Linked DNA regions of Homo sapiens: region 1 is linked to region 2. Evidence: chromatin contacts called from ENCODE Hi-C or POLR2A ChIA-PET data. All regions are on one chromosome and are shown on one strand. The core of a region is the stretch at or near the end of the contact, and the rest is flanking DNA. Distances in the headings are between cores, read along the strand shown.

Evidence for each region. A loop is a pair of places that touch in the nucleus more often than their neighbours do. ChIA-PET counts read pairs that join two places held with the same protein, here RNA polymerase II (POLR2A). Pooled maps may share reads with other maps.
Region 1: a pooled map shows a loop between it and region 2 (2.7-fold over the local background). The contact joins two enhancer-like sites. A Hi-C loop is called at or near these places in 2 of 50 pooled maps. POLR2A ChIA-PET finds 5 or more read pairs at or near these places in 4 of 52 experiments (OCI-LY7, activated B cell and activated CD4-positive, alpha-beta T cell).

Annotation. Positions count from the first base shown.
Region 1 is chr6:150,638,305-150,644,653 of GRCh38, forward strand. The region is part of intron 1 of PLEKHG1 (pleckstrin homology and RhoGEF domain containing G1); the gene reads left to right. Among named protein-coding and RNA genes, the nearest start is that of PLEKHG1, 42 kb to the left of the region's middle. Within about 2 kb of position 3,212, at least 7 of the 41 ENCODE cell types and tissues checked have a DNase peak (open chromatin) inside an H3K27ac peak, as active enhancers do; they include OCI-LY7, where a contact is called at or near this core.
Region 2 is chr6:150,763,542-150,769,876 of GRCh38, forward strand. It overlaps PLEKHG1 (pleckstrin homology and RhoGEF domain containing G1), which reads left to right. Exons shown (of 17, transcript NM_001029884.3): 4 at 5,097-5,197. Among named protein-coding and RNA genes, the nearest start is that of MTHFD1L, 99 kb to the right of the region's middle. Within about 2 kb of position 1,875, at least 4 of the 41 ENCODE cell types and tissues checked have a DNase peak (open chromatin) inside an H3K27ac peak, as active enhancers do; they include OCI-LY7, where a contact is called at or near this core.

The DNA of each region.
Region 1 (6,349 bases), core at 1,962-4,461, 120 kb before region 2:
TCCTGTGCTCTCATGTCGTTTTTTAATGTGTTTCCTTCCATCTCCCAAGTCTTCTGTAAAAGCTAGTCCAATTGCCCTCCTTCCACCTCAAGTACACAGAAGGTTCTGGAACACCACCCCTCCCCCTACCACTCAGCCAGAAGCTGATTTTTTCCTAACATTCATTGACCCTTGCTTGAACCTTTCTTCTCATTGCCCCTCCCTCTCTTGCCAGGGTCACTCCTGCTAGTGTAGAATTTCTGAAATGAAGGTAAATAAAGGTGTCAAGAGGACAAGAAAATTCCCAAACATGAGAGGGAGAGGATGGAGAGTTCTGGGGGCAGGTAGAAGCCCCCTTGCCAGGTACCCCTTGTGTAACAATTGCTGTTCAGTGGTGGGGAGCTTACATTTCTGCCTCTTACCTAAAAACTTAATTAAACTGAAACTTAATTTCTCAAATTATTTTATGTTCCAAAAATCAGTTCTAAGTCAAAACTGGTGAATAGATGACCAAAATAGAAGCTATTAGAATTCTCTTTATATAGCAGGGAATAGAATTATATAACCTGGATGCATTCCTGAAATTTCTTTGTGGTTTGGCTTCAGTAAATTACTACTTTACCTACAGCTTTAAAAGTATATTTAGACTTAAGTTTAAAGAGTGATAACCACATGTGTAAACATCATTGAATACCATTCTTTTAATGAGTGGGGAATGTTATTTATATTCTGTCTTCACTTCCTCTGGAAAGCCCATTTCTTTTGGGAAGGCTTTAACTTATATTGTACTCACCTTAGAAAGTGAAAAGAATTCACTTTAGTATATTTTAACCCAGCCACAAAATTTTCACTGTTGCTGCTGAGAACCGCTTGGCCCCAATCTCTGAGTACAGTGTTTTAAAATTGAACTGTCTTAAAATAGCAAGACAATATATATGCCACTAGAATAGAGGATGGGTATGTTTAAGGGATTCAAATAACCCTTATTAATGCATTAATTTTTAAAAATGCTATATATTTCTCTATTTTTCTTTTTTAATTTTTAAGAAATTGACAATGAACATATTCATGGAATACATAATGATGTTCATCATCTGCAACATTTATCATTTTTTTGTGTTTGGAATATTCAGTATCCTTCTAGCTATTTGGAACTACGTATTATTGTTAATTACAGTCATCCTCTGGTGATCTAGAACACTAGAATTTATTCATCCTGTCTAGCTGTAATTTTATGTCCTTTAACAAATCTGTTCCTATCCTTTTTTTTTTTTATTTTGAAAAACAATTTTGCAGTTAGTATTTCAATGAGACAATGAAGCAGGCAGGTGAGTGGGAACCGATGACCAAGAGCTTCCTGGGCTGGCCTGAAGAGTCTGGGCTCATCTACATAGTGATGGGGACCATGGGAAGGATTGAAGCAAAGAACTCCATATGATCATGTTTATCGTGTAGCTGTCAGGGTGCAAGTAGACTGGGAGGCAGACCAGAGGGGAGGTCTTGTGTAATGCATGTCGGAAAGCAATGGAGCCATGGACCAGGCAGGAATTATGGTTCCTGTTCAATTCTGAACTTTTATTCTGTATCAATGATGCTGCCATTAGACTAATTTGCTGGTTATTTTATAAAGAGTCCTTTTAGGGCTAGAAGGGACCTCGGAGGTTTCTACGCAACTCTGTCATTTTGTAAATGGAAAAACCCTAAGGCCTAAAGAAGTGAAATGACTCCTCCAAGTCGGACAGCTCCTTAATAGCAGATCTTGGCCTTGGGCCCAAATCTTTCGATTCCAAAGCCACTGCTTTCCCTGTAGGGTTACCCATCTGGCCCTACCTGCTGTCTGCTAAGCACATGCCCAGGCCGGCGTCCCGCCAGTAGGACCGATCACCTGATTGTTGATGGTGCAGAATGTGATATTGACAGACTTTCTATTTTTTTTCTAGTCAGCTCATGACTGACTCTCCTAAATGACTTAATTATAATTTTCCCAACTCTTCCCAAATGCGCAGGCTTGCCCAACTTTTTCAGAAGATGATCTTGACTTTTACTTCTCCGAGCAAATAGAAATCACTTGAGAACACACAGGGCCATGGCCTGCCACCACATCTACCAAGAACCATCATGTTCCTGCCTTTGTCATAACAGCAAACGTGTCCCCATCTTAATTAACACTGGTCCCTGGGTCCTCATTCTTCCTGTATTTTCAGGGATGCTTTGGCTTACTCTTCCTTTTTCAGTATTTTCTACCCCTTCCTCTCTAAAAGATCTATCTTGTCACCATTTATATATCATCCGGACTCTCCCACGCAAAACCCTGCTTGGAATACCCACACCACGCTAGCTCTTTCTACTTCCCTCCTCTCAGGCCTTGTGTAAGATACATGGTGTTTCACTCGTCGCCCTGAACTGTTTCCACTTTAGCCCTTACAATTTCCCAAAACTGCTCTCACTGACCTCATGCCACTAAATCCAGTGAGCACATTCTGCTTGGTTATTCATTTAACAATTATTTGTGAGCATCTGCCATGTGCTGGGCATCGGGCATGCTGTGGTACACAGAGAAATGGGGTCTCCTGTGGTCTAATATTGGGGACAGATGTTAAAGAAATACCTATAGTTGCTGAATATTTAGATCAGAAAGTGCAAATCTAACTAATTTTATGGCAGGAGTACTATATGTCAGTTGTTTAGTGGGCACTAAATGTCAGTTTCATAGTGAAAAACTTGTGGCTAGAGAATGCTCTAGCTTATCTGTGCACTACAAGTGTCCTGCCCTTTGATCTGGGCTTAACTCCACACACAGCCAAATGCCCCCACTATTAGAGGCTCTTTTACGTTTTATGTAGTGAAGATATCTTGGCTGAACATGCACATAAACAGAATCTGGAGAAATATTACTCTGTTCATGGAGTTAGAAACTAGAAACCATACATATCTATATTCTAAATAAAATTATTCTAAAATAAACAAGTTTAATATAGTCTAAACTGGCAAGATAGATTGACGAAAACCCTGATGGTTTCTGTGAAGGAAAGCAAAAATATTGTGCAAAAGAGATGATCTGTGAAGTTCAGACTCTATGAAAGATTTTTGAAATGGTAATCATATTCAGTTTTGAACCATTTTAAGATCAGCAAAATAACCGTGTAAGCACATGTTAGATATGCTAATGAAGGTTTAGTGAAAGTAAAAGTTTTCTCAAGTCCGGATTGAAAATGGCAAGGTGTTTCTGCATATGTCAGTTGTCTCTCTTACTTTCCTCATGGGCTACAATATTCAATATGAACAGTTCCCCTTTTTTTAGAAGTAAAAATGGTCCATGTTAGCAAAACCAAAGATTTCCAGGAAGTGCTGGTGGCTGTGGTGCTGTGGAACGTGTGGATGAATAAATCACTGTTTGGTAGTAAGTGTAAAACGTTTTATTGGAAGCCAGCCCTTCGTATCCATGTTTCCTTTTTCCCTCCCCTGAAACTGAAAGCTCATCTGAAATAGCCTCAGGATAGATGTTAAATAAAAACTCTGTGATATATTTGGAAGTTCTCTTTTTAAAAAACCAATATGTCAAAGCCTGTTTTACTTGACTGATGTGAAAAGGCAAAAAAAAAAAAAAAAAAAAAAAGCAAAAGGAAATTACCTTTCTAAATAGAATATTTTCAAGTGATGTAAGTAACCCTTTTTTTTTTCAAGTGATGTAACACATTTCCCGAATAAAGTATATTTTTACAGAAGCCTGGGTAAAAAAAAACTGTGCTTCACCATTAAATAAATGGGTGAATACAAATTCAGATTTTAAAGTTATCTCCTAAAATATTAGTTTATTAAATAAGTGGCACAAGAAACCTAATGTCCTGTTTCCCCTTATTAAATCTATTTGACTTATGAGATAGTACAACTTTGGAAACCACAGCCAGCTGAATTCTGTTCATTTGAGGGAATTTTATTATTTTAATTAACATTCATTTTCACTGCTTGTTAACACATTCTGAATTGCTTGAAGTTATTGACCTAGATTGAAAGAAGCTCTTGAACTCTATAAAAGGTGGTGCTTATAAAATTTTTCTGCTTAGAAAATGTTGCTCAGTTTCTGTGGCTTCCTCCATTTTATTACGTGTAGAATCTGCCAAAACCTTGCTAACTTTCATAATCACCTTCCTTTTCCTTATTTATGCCTGGACTTGAGTATCTCTGGAAAATCTTGTTTTACCCATAATTTTCCTCCACTGGAATGCTGCCAAGACCAAGATTTTAATATTAAAGTTGTATTTTGTTATGCTTTTAAAAGTTTACTGTATAACTACAGTTGCCTTTGGGCATTGTCTTTAATGCTGTGCCAGCCATCCCACTGGCTAAAGGTCCTGTGATGGTAAGGACTGAATCTGTCCCAATCATGGCTGCATCCTTAGCACCTGCACTGGTATGCTGTTGGTGCTCAAATGTTGGATGCATTCAAGGCATTTTAGGAGTAGCACAGGTTGCTCAACTAAAAGCATTGATAACTGTATTACAGCACTTGTAATATAGCTGCTATCCAGTTTGTCTCCTGGTATGTAACCCTTCAAGAACCTGATGTCTTAGGCAGTGGTTCAGTATTTTTCTATGTAACCCCAGTGCCTATAACAGCACCTGTAATAGTAGCGGTACTTAAGTGAAGCTCATTCATTGAAGAAACATTCCCTACTTTTTGCATTTTTGCCCAGCATCCCCTCCAACTTTAAAAACTTAAGGAAAATAGTGACGGAATCCCCAGTTCTTTGGCCAGCTTTTCTTTATTAAGAGGCCGTCTTTGCTGTAAGTATGAAAAACAGAGAGACATACCAAGGAATATGAGGAAGAGGTCACCTACTGGAATGCCTCATCTCTAATTAAGTATTAGAATTAATTATCCTTTGCCAGGTAACTATGCCAACTTTTAGCCTGTTTAAAAAAAATAAACAGGAAATGGTAAAAATCTAAGGTCTGGACCATCAAAATTTGGTGTTGAGTTCTTGCTGTTTGTCTGCTTTTAGTTTCCTTTTTAAAAGCTCACAGTCAACTTACCATGAAATCTAGCCCAGATTCTGGAAGTATCTGGTATCAGTGTAACACATCTTAATAATGTAGTAAGAACCTCAATCAGTCCTGCCTCATATTGGTGTGTGTCCTGTGGAACCTAGGAATTGATACAAACTGGAAACTGAACTCATCTTAAAAGCTCAACTCATTTCATAAATTGCATTTACATGCAGCATGTGGTGCCTGATGAGACAGGCAAATCTGATATACAATATCTAGATTGGGTGGGGAGAACCTTTCTTTTGACAAATCTTTCCTGATATATCTGTCAAAGCACCACTGAAAACAATTCAATGGATTAAAAACTGCTTGATGTATGTAGCTTTTCCAAAATGTGAGCCGTGTTTCTTGAAGATACCATACTTTATTCACTTTGCAATTCCTCATGCCTGCGTAATGCCCGGCTCATACCAGGCATTCACTACATAATTGAATCAAATGATGAGTAAAACTCATGTATCTACTGGTTAGGAGGCTAAGAAATAGCTACTAAAAGATTTGTACCTCTCCTCTGTGGTTTCCACTTTCAAATTCTAGGATTTTTTCCCCCTAAGTGATTGACACCCACTTTTTTTTTTTTCAAAAGAAGAAATGGCCGTTTGCAAATATCAAATTAGAAATTAAAATTGACTTGAATTTGCAAGGAAAGCTATAGAGCGTGTGTCTGTCTTTGGAGGTCTCTGAGAATAGAAATGGATGTTTGTACATAATCGTAAATATTTGTTAAGTGGATAAACGAATTTTGAGGTATTTAAATAAATTACCTCCATGAATGAAAAATTCAGGTGATTTGTTGAGTTGACATTCTCTCCCTTCCTACTTTGGTCAGCCAGTTTCCATTGTGAATTCTGTAGCTGGTGGATTTTCTTGCTTATAGCCAAAGAATTATATGTGCCTATAGCATGCCAGAACCAGAATTTGGCCCTATTAAAGAACTAATAAAGTCAATAAACATTTGACAAGGAAGAGCTAGGAAAAGAGAGTGGTTTTTTTCTTTTCGTGTTTTTTTTTTTTTTTTTTGTTACAGAGTCTCACTCTGTCACCCAGGCTGGAGTGCAGTGGCGCAATCTTGGCTCACTGCAACCTCTGCCTCCTGGGTTCAAGTGATTTTCCTGCCTCAGCCTCCTGAGTATCTGGGATTACAGGCTACTCCCACACCCGGCTAATTTTTGTATTTTTAGTAGAGTCAGGGCTTCACCACATTGGTCAGGCTGGTCTTGAACTCCTGACCTTGTGATCCACCTACCTTAGCCTCCCAAAGTGCTGGGATTACAGGCATGAGCCACTGTGCCCAGCCGATAGTGTTTTTTGTATTCTTCTT
Region 2 (6,335 bases), core at 625-3,124:
TTCAACCTTTCATCTTGGCTTGAAGAAGTCCAGTCCAGGGGGTACCAAACCTCAGAACAGCCCTGCCCAGGCCTCTGCAGATGGGGCCTGCTAGAGCTGGCCCTGGCTTGGTTTTACCTCACCAGCCACCTAGGAAGGAAAATCAGAGGAGAGAAGCCAATGGGTCCTTCTCTGCAGAGGGAGCAGCCCAGCTGTCTCCATGCTACAGCCAAAAGGAAGAGGAGACAGATGGGTCCCCATGTACTCATTGACTTTAACTCACTCATGCCACAGTGGATGAGAAAGCATCCTTCCTGGGAGCTGGTGAAACAGCAGCTTCCTCCTTAAGGTGGGAAGTGACGAAGAGAGAGGAGCCCCAGACTTCCTTCCACTGAAAGCCCACATGGCTGATCAGTCACTTCAACCATGCTGTCACCCTGGACTCCATGCTTTCTATTATTCTCCACATCCCATTAAATACCTCTCCTCTCCACCTGACTCAGGGTTAGGAGTTGGTCTGCACATACCTGTCTGCTGCATGCATCACCTAACCAGCCTCCCCAGCAGCTTTATAGCTTCTCTCCTATTTTCTTTTTCTTTTTCTTTTTTTTTTTAAGACAGAGTTTAGCTCTTGTTGCCCAGGCTGGAGTGCAGTGGTGCAATCTCAGCTCATTGCAACCTTTGCCTCCCGGGTTCAAGCGATTCTCCTGCCTCAGCCTCCCGAGTAGCTGAGATTAACAGGTGCCTGCCACCATGCCCCGCTAAATTTTGTATTTTTAGTAGAGATGGGGTTTCACCACGTTGCCCAGGCTGGTCTTGAACTCCTGACCCTAGATGATCCACCTGTGTTTGCCTCCCAAAGTATTGGGATTACAGGCATGAGCCACTGCACCCGGCCCTGTTTTCTTTATTGATGATGGAACCATCTTTAATCTCACCACACGCTTCAGTGGTTACCACCAGCTATGTAGCGTGGAAGATTCTGCATGACCTGTCCCGGCCCCCATTTAGCCTCATCTAGCAGTGCAGCCCCACCCTCAAGGGTCTGTGTGTTTAGGCGCACGCCCTGCTCTGTCCAGCTGGTCTCAACCCTGACATCTGGCTGGCCTGAAATCTAGCCCTTTTCAACTCCTTTTAGTGTCCTTTTTGTTACCCTGTGCCTTTGTTTACCCATTTCTGGCCTCCTAGATGTTGTCTTCTTCCTCCTTTCGCTGTGTTGAAACTCCATCCTTCAAGATTCAGCTCCACCCTCACCTTCCCTGTGAAGCCTCTCCCCTCCCTGGAACGGACCACTTCCGCCTTTCCTGCCCTCTCTTGTGAACTGAATCTCTATCAGTCTTGCTGCCAAAACACTATTCTATTTATTTGTTTACACTTGGCTCTTCAACTATACCGGGAGCTTGCTGGGGGAAGGGATCATGTTTTATGCATTTTTTTTTAATTCTTATCCTGTAAAACAGCACTTGGCACACATTATTACATCCTCAAAATAAAAAGATGGGAGGAAGGCTTGTATAAATGAATGTTAATGTGCTTTTAAACTGTAAATTACTATACACATGTAAGTTATTCTAGTTTCAGAGGCATCCCAACGTAATACATGAAATTTGAAAGGCAAATTTTTGGGTAAACAGACTACTTTCTAGAAAGGGTAGAGGGATTGGAGAAATGAAAAAAGATTATTTCTCAGGGCCAGGTGCAGTGGCTTACATCTGTAATCCCAGCATTTTGGGAGGCCAAGGCAAGTGGATCACCTGAGGTCAGGAGTTTGAGACCAGCCTAGCCAACATGGTGAAACCCCGTCTCTGCTAAAAATACAAAAATTACCCAGGCATGATGGCACGTGCCTGCAATCTCAGCTACTCGAGGGGGCTGAGTCAGGAGAATCGCTTGAACTTGGGAGGTGGAGGTCGTAGTGAGCCGAGATTGTGCCACTGCACTCCAGCTTGGGTGACAGAGTGAGACTCTGTCTCAAAGAAAAAAAAAAATTTAATGTGATATCAGAAGAAGAAGGGAAGTGCAGGAGCTATTAACTAACCTATTTCCGGGCATCTCATAGAAATAAGGTAAGCTCTGAAGGGCGCTGAATTTGCCTTCAGTCTCAGTTCTTCTTTCTATAGCATGTCCCTGCTGGATGGTTATGTAGATCAGAGCTTCTCAAACTATCCATGGTGAGGGGCAAGTGTGTGTGTTTTCTTTCCATCTATCACACACCGATTCTTTTGTAAAATACAATTTAAAAAAGAATACTAGAAAAGTTAGAAGAAGAATAAGATGTACAAAGTACAAGCACAAATTTATTATTAGATTGATATTAAATCATTCTGTAAACTAGTTTCTGCATGCTTACTTGATGTCTGTACTTATCTCCTTGTAGATCAGCAGCAAACAGTTTGCAAATTGGCTCCTGCCCACTTCCCATACTTTGAATAGGACCAAGTCAGATCTACTTGGATATCTACTTGGATATTTTCAATAACACATATTACAAGGAATGAAAAAGTTAATTAGAGGAGGCTGCTCGTGTGCAAATCTTATAATGGTAGAGATCTTAAGGACATAAACTGATTAGAAAGTAAATAGGAGAAATTTTAAATCACAGAACATCATTCAAATGGTGAAAAGCCCTTTTTTGTGTGTACTCTCTGCTCCTTCCCTCACCAAACTAGGGTAAATTCTTTGATCCTCTTGGAGAATAATTGTTTTCAGTGCAAAAGTTTTAAATTGATCCTTCATAGTTGTTAACAGCAGGGTAACCATAGGTGCTGACATCAAGCCAATAAAATTAATAAGCAGCATGACAGGCTCTAATAAATTTCGTTGGTGTCCTTACACTGTCATTTCGGGCGCAGAATGAACTGTTATTATCACTGAGCTTCAAACCACTCATTTGGCTACAGATGATTACAGCTGTGAATGCAGGGCATGCTGCCTTAGTTTTCAGGAGCTAGTCTAGGGTTAAAGTATTAGATTTAAAAGATGTACTTATGATCAGTGGGGGGGAACAAGTTATGACCATACAACTTTGATCTGTTTTCTAGAGTGGTCTACAAAAATGTGGACTCCTCACGATCTGTTTTCTCAATAATTTCTGAAAACAAGCAACTTTTAAAATTTAGTTTCTCTGCCATGGACTCTGAGGTTTTTGAAACTCTTTGAGCTGGCGATGGGCCATCAGTTGTTGGATGCTGGCCATGGTTCTTTGTCTGTAACCCCAGATGAAATTCTTTAAGCCCCTTAACTCAACCTTTCTCTCACATGAAGAATTTAGTATCAGGTTTCTGCAAATGAGCAAGCTTCGCTCTTGAAGTGAGAGAAAGGATTGTTCATTCTCTCTTTAAGCCCCACTGCAGAGCCTCTGAATTCAGCCAGGTGAATGTGGCTTGCACCCTCCACCCCTGCCCCGCCCCTCATCCTGCCATGCTGTGTGTGGCTCATGCCCATCCACATCCTTCTGTTTTACCTTCTTAATTTTGTGTACAATATGCCCTCCAAAATGTCCAGCAAAGTCTTAAGCTGCTATTAAATACAGACATTCACTGCACATTGAGTATTAGTCCATCCTTTTGGACCATGTGTAATTTAACAGAAATATCAATGAATATATTTCTTTATTTTGAGGGAGTGTAGGTTTTATGTGTTGTTCAAAATGTACCATTCTTTCAATTCTGGCCTCCATTTGTTTTTCTTTTTTGGGCCTTTTTTGGGCCTGTCTGTCCTATGCAGGTACTCAAGCTCTTATGATTGTTCCATTTATAACAGTAAGGAGAATAGGCCAAGCTATTTGGGGATTTTAATGCCAACTACTTTTAAATCTTTTGAATCTAGTTTCTTACCGAGGTGACTACTTTCTTAAGAAGAAAAGTTGTTACCACAAAGCTTGTTTTGAAAAAAGGTTTATGTACATTGGTTTATGCATGACAATGATTTTAGTATGAAAGCACTAGAACGAAACCTAATTTGATGCAAACTGTGAAATGTGCCACTTGAGAAAGTTAATGATGAAAGCCTTGCCTATTTTGCATTGGAGGAACCTAAAGAACATGAGAGAATGAAGGTGGATTAATAAAAGGCGTAAGAAACAATTATCTAATGGATCTTACATTTCAGCTTCTCCTTTCTCTAGCTGCATCTAAACACGACAGTGTTTGCTGTTGGACATTGGAATGCGGCTGCGGTGCTGGGATTTTCATGGTCTGCTTGGCTTTTCACAGGGTTACTTCCTCTAAATGCTGCAGATCGCCATGTTACGTTTGGGAGGGAGCCACACTTCATTGTTCAGCCTAGGGCAAGGACTGTATTTACTTTTTATTTTACGTTATTTCAGCTGTTTTCACTTTTTTCTGTATTGTTTTCCTGCCTCCTACAGAATCCTTTTTCAAGTCTTGCTAGGGAAAGGGGAACACTCAGTTATGAACTCTTTAGCACACAAGGGGCAGAAAGCAGCTTTCCTCTTTCTCAACAGTTCAAATAACTTCTAAGCTATGTCAGTTTAACCCACTATGGGTCTCAATCCACAGCAGATCTGTTTGGGAGCTGTTTCTATGTTAAAACATACAAAATCAATTGAGAGTTTTCTGTGGCTAATTAACACAGCATAGTAAGTTATATGCTTATTTTTTTCACTTAAAAAAATAAGTTGGTATTTGAAAAAGAATTTGGTTCTATAGTTTTAACAACAGATAGTTTTGTGACTTAAGGTTATGTTTAAAACAAATTCTGTCAGTTCAGAATTTTTATTTCTGGTTTTTCACTATATGAATTTTAGAGTATGTTTTAATCATACAAATCAGTCAAAGAAAAAGCAGACGATGTGGTTATACCAAAACTGACGTTATTGGCACTATGGTCATTGTAGCCCCATCTGGGGAAGCTCTAATATATTTAGGGAGTAGACAGAATGTATACCACACTCTTTCTCTTTCCTAAAACTCTTCGTTCTATAAATAGGTGAGTATTAGGGCCAGTAATAAGAGAGCAACTGTGTACTCTCAGAGTTAATGAGCACACTAGTAAAATAATTACTTGAAACAGATATGAAAGATGCACTGGGCATAATTAAAGATGACTTGGAAAGGACAGGAGTGTTTAAGGCATCCTTCTCATTGATCTCACAGGATTACCTTGACTGCATCAGGGACCAAACAAAACTTCCCCTGGGGACCGAAGAAAGATCAGCCCTTTTTGGAAACATACAGGATATCTACCACTTCAATAGGTAAGTTAATATTCAAAAGATTGTTCTCACATACGAGCATTATGAAAATTTCTCAAATGAATGCAGCCTAAGAAACTTTACCTGTAACCCCTGACTCAGCTTCATATATTTTTGTGGGCTGTTGTGCCAAGAAGCTTTCTGCTTGGAAGTATCCTTATTTCCTTATGAGTCTCACATGTATTCCATATTCTCTCTCTCTCCATCCTCCTGGCTCAGAGAAGAAACCTATTTGCCCTGGTGGGGCAATGACATCTTTTCTTCCACAATATGACATGAACATGACATCCAAGAATATGTACTTGCTTAGTCTCCAGGATCCCCAGCTACACTGAATTTTCTATAACTTTTCTTCTACCTGGGGAGTGGGCTGGACACAGTAAACACACAATACATACTTCAAGTCATAACATATTAATTCAATTGAATTGATAATTTTAAATAATCAGTTTAATTAAAAATGTAAGTATGTAGCAGACACTGGGCTAGAAAATTAAAATAGTAAACAAGACAGAGAGTGAATGAATAAGTTATTATATTAATACTTCTTGAAAGTAAAGTTAGGGCCAGACATGGTGGCTCACACCTGTAATCCCAGCACTTTGGTAGGCCGAGGTGGACAGATCACTTGAGGTTAGGAGTTCGAGACCAGCCTGGCCAATATGGTGAAACCCCATCTCTACTAAAAATACAAAAATTAGCCAGGTATGGTGGTGCACACCTGTAACCCCAGCTACCCAGGAGGCTGAGACAGGAGAATTGCTCGAACCCAGGAGGTGGAAGTTGAGTGAGCCAAGACTGCACCACTGCAATCTGTCCAGCCAGGGTGACAGAGCAAGACTCCATCTCAAAAAAAAAAAAAAAAAAAGAAAGAAAAAAGAAAAAGAAAAACATAAGTTCGTAGACTGGTTAACAGCACAGAAGCTGCTGTTCAACATACATGAGTTTGCATCCCAGCAAAGCCCCCTGTATGTGTTGAGTGAATCTTTAAATGGAATGAAACTAACTAACCCCTGTATGTCAAGTCTTTACTCAAATCCTTCTTCTCGCTGAGGCTCCCTGAGTATCCACACATACCTTACCTCCTCCACTTTTCCTTTTTCTCATGGCACTCGTCAATTTTTAACATACTATATGATCG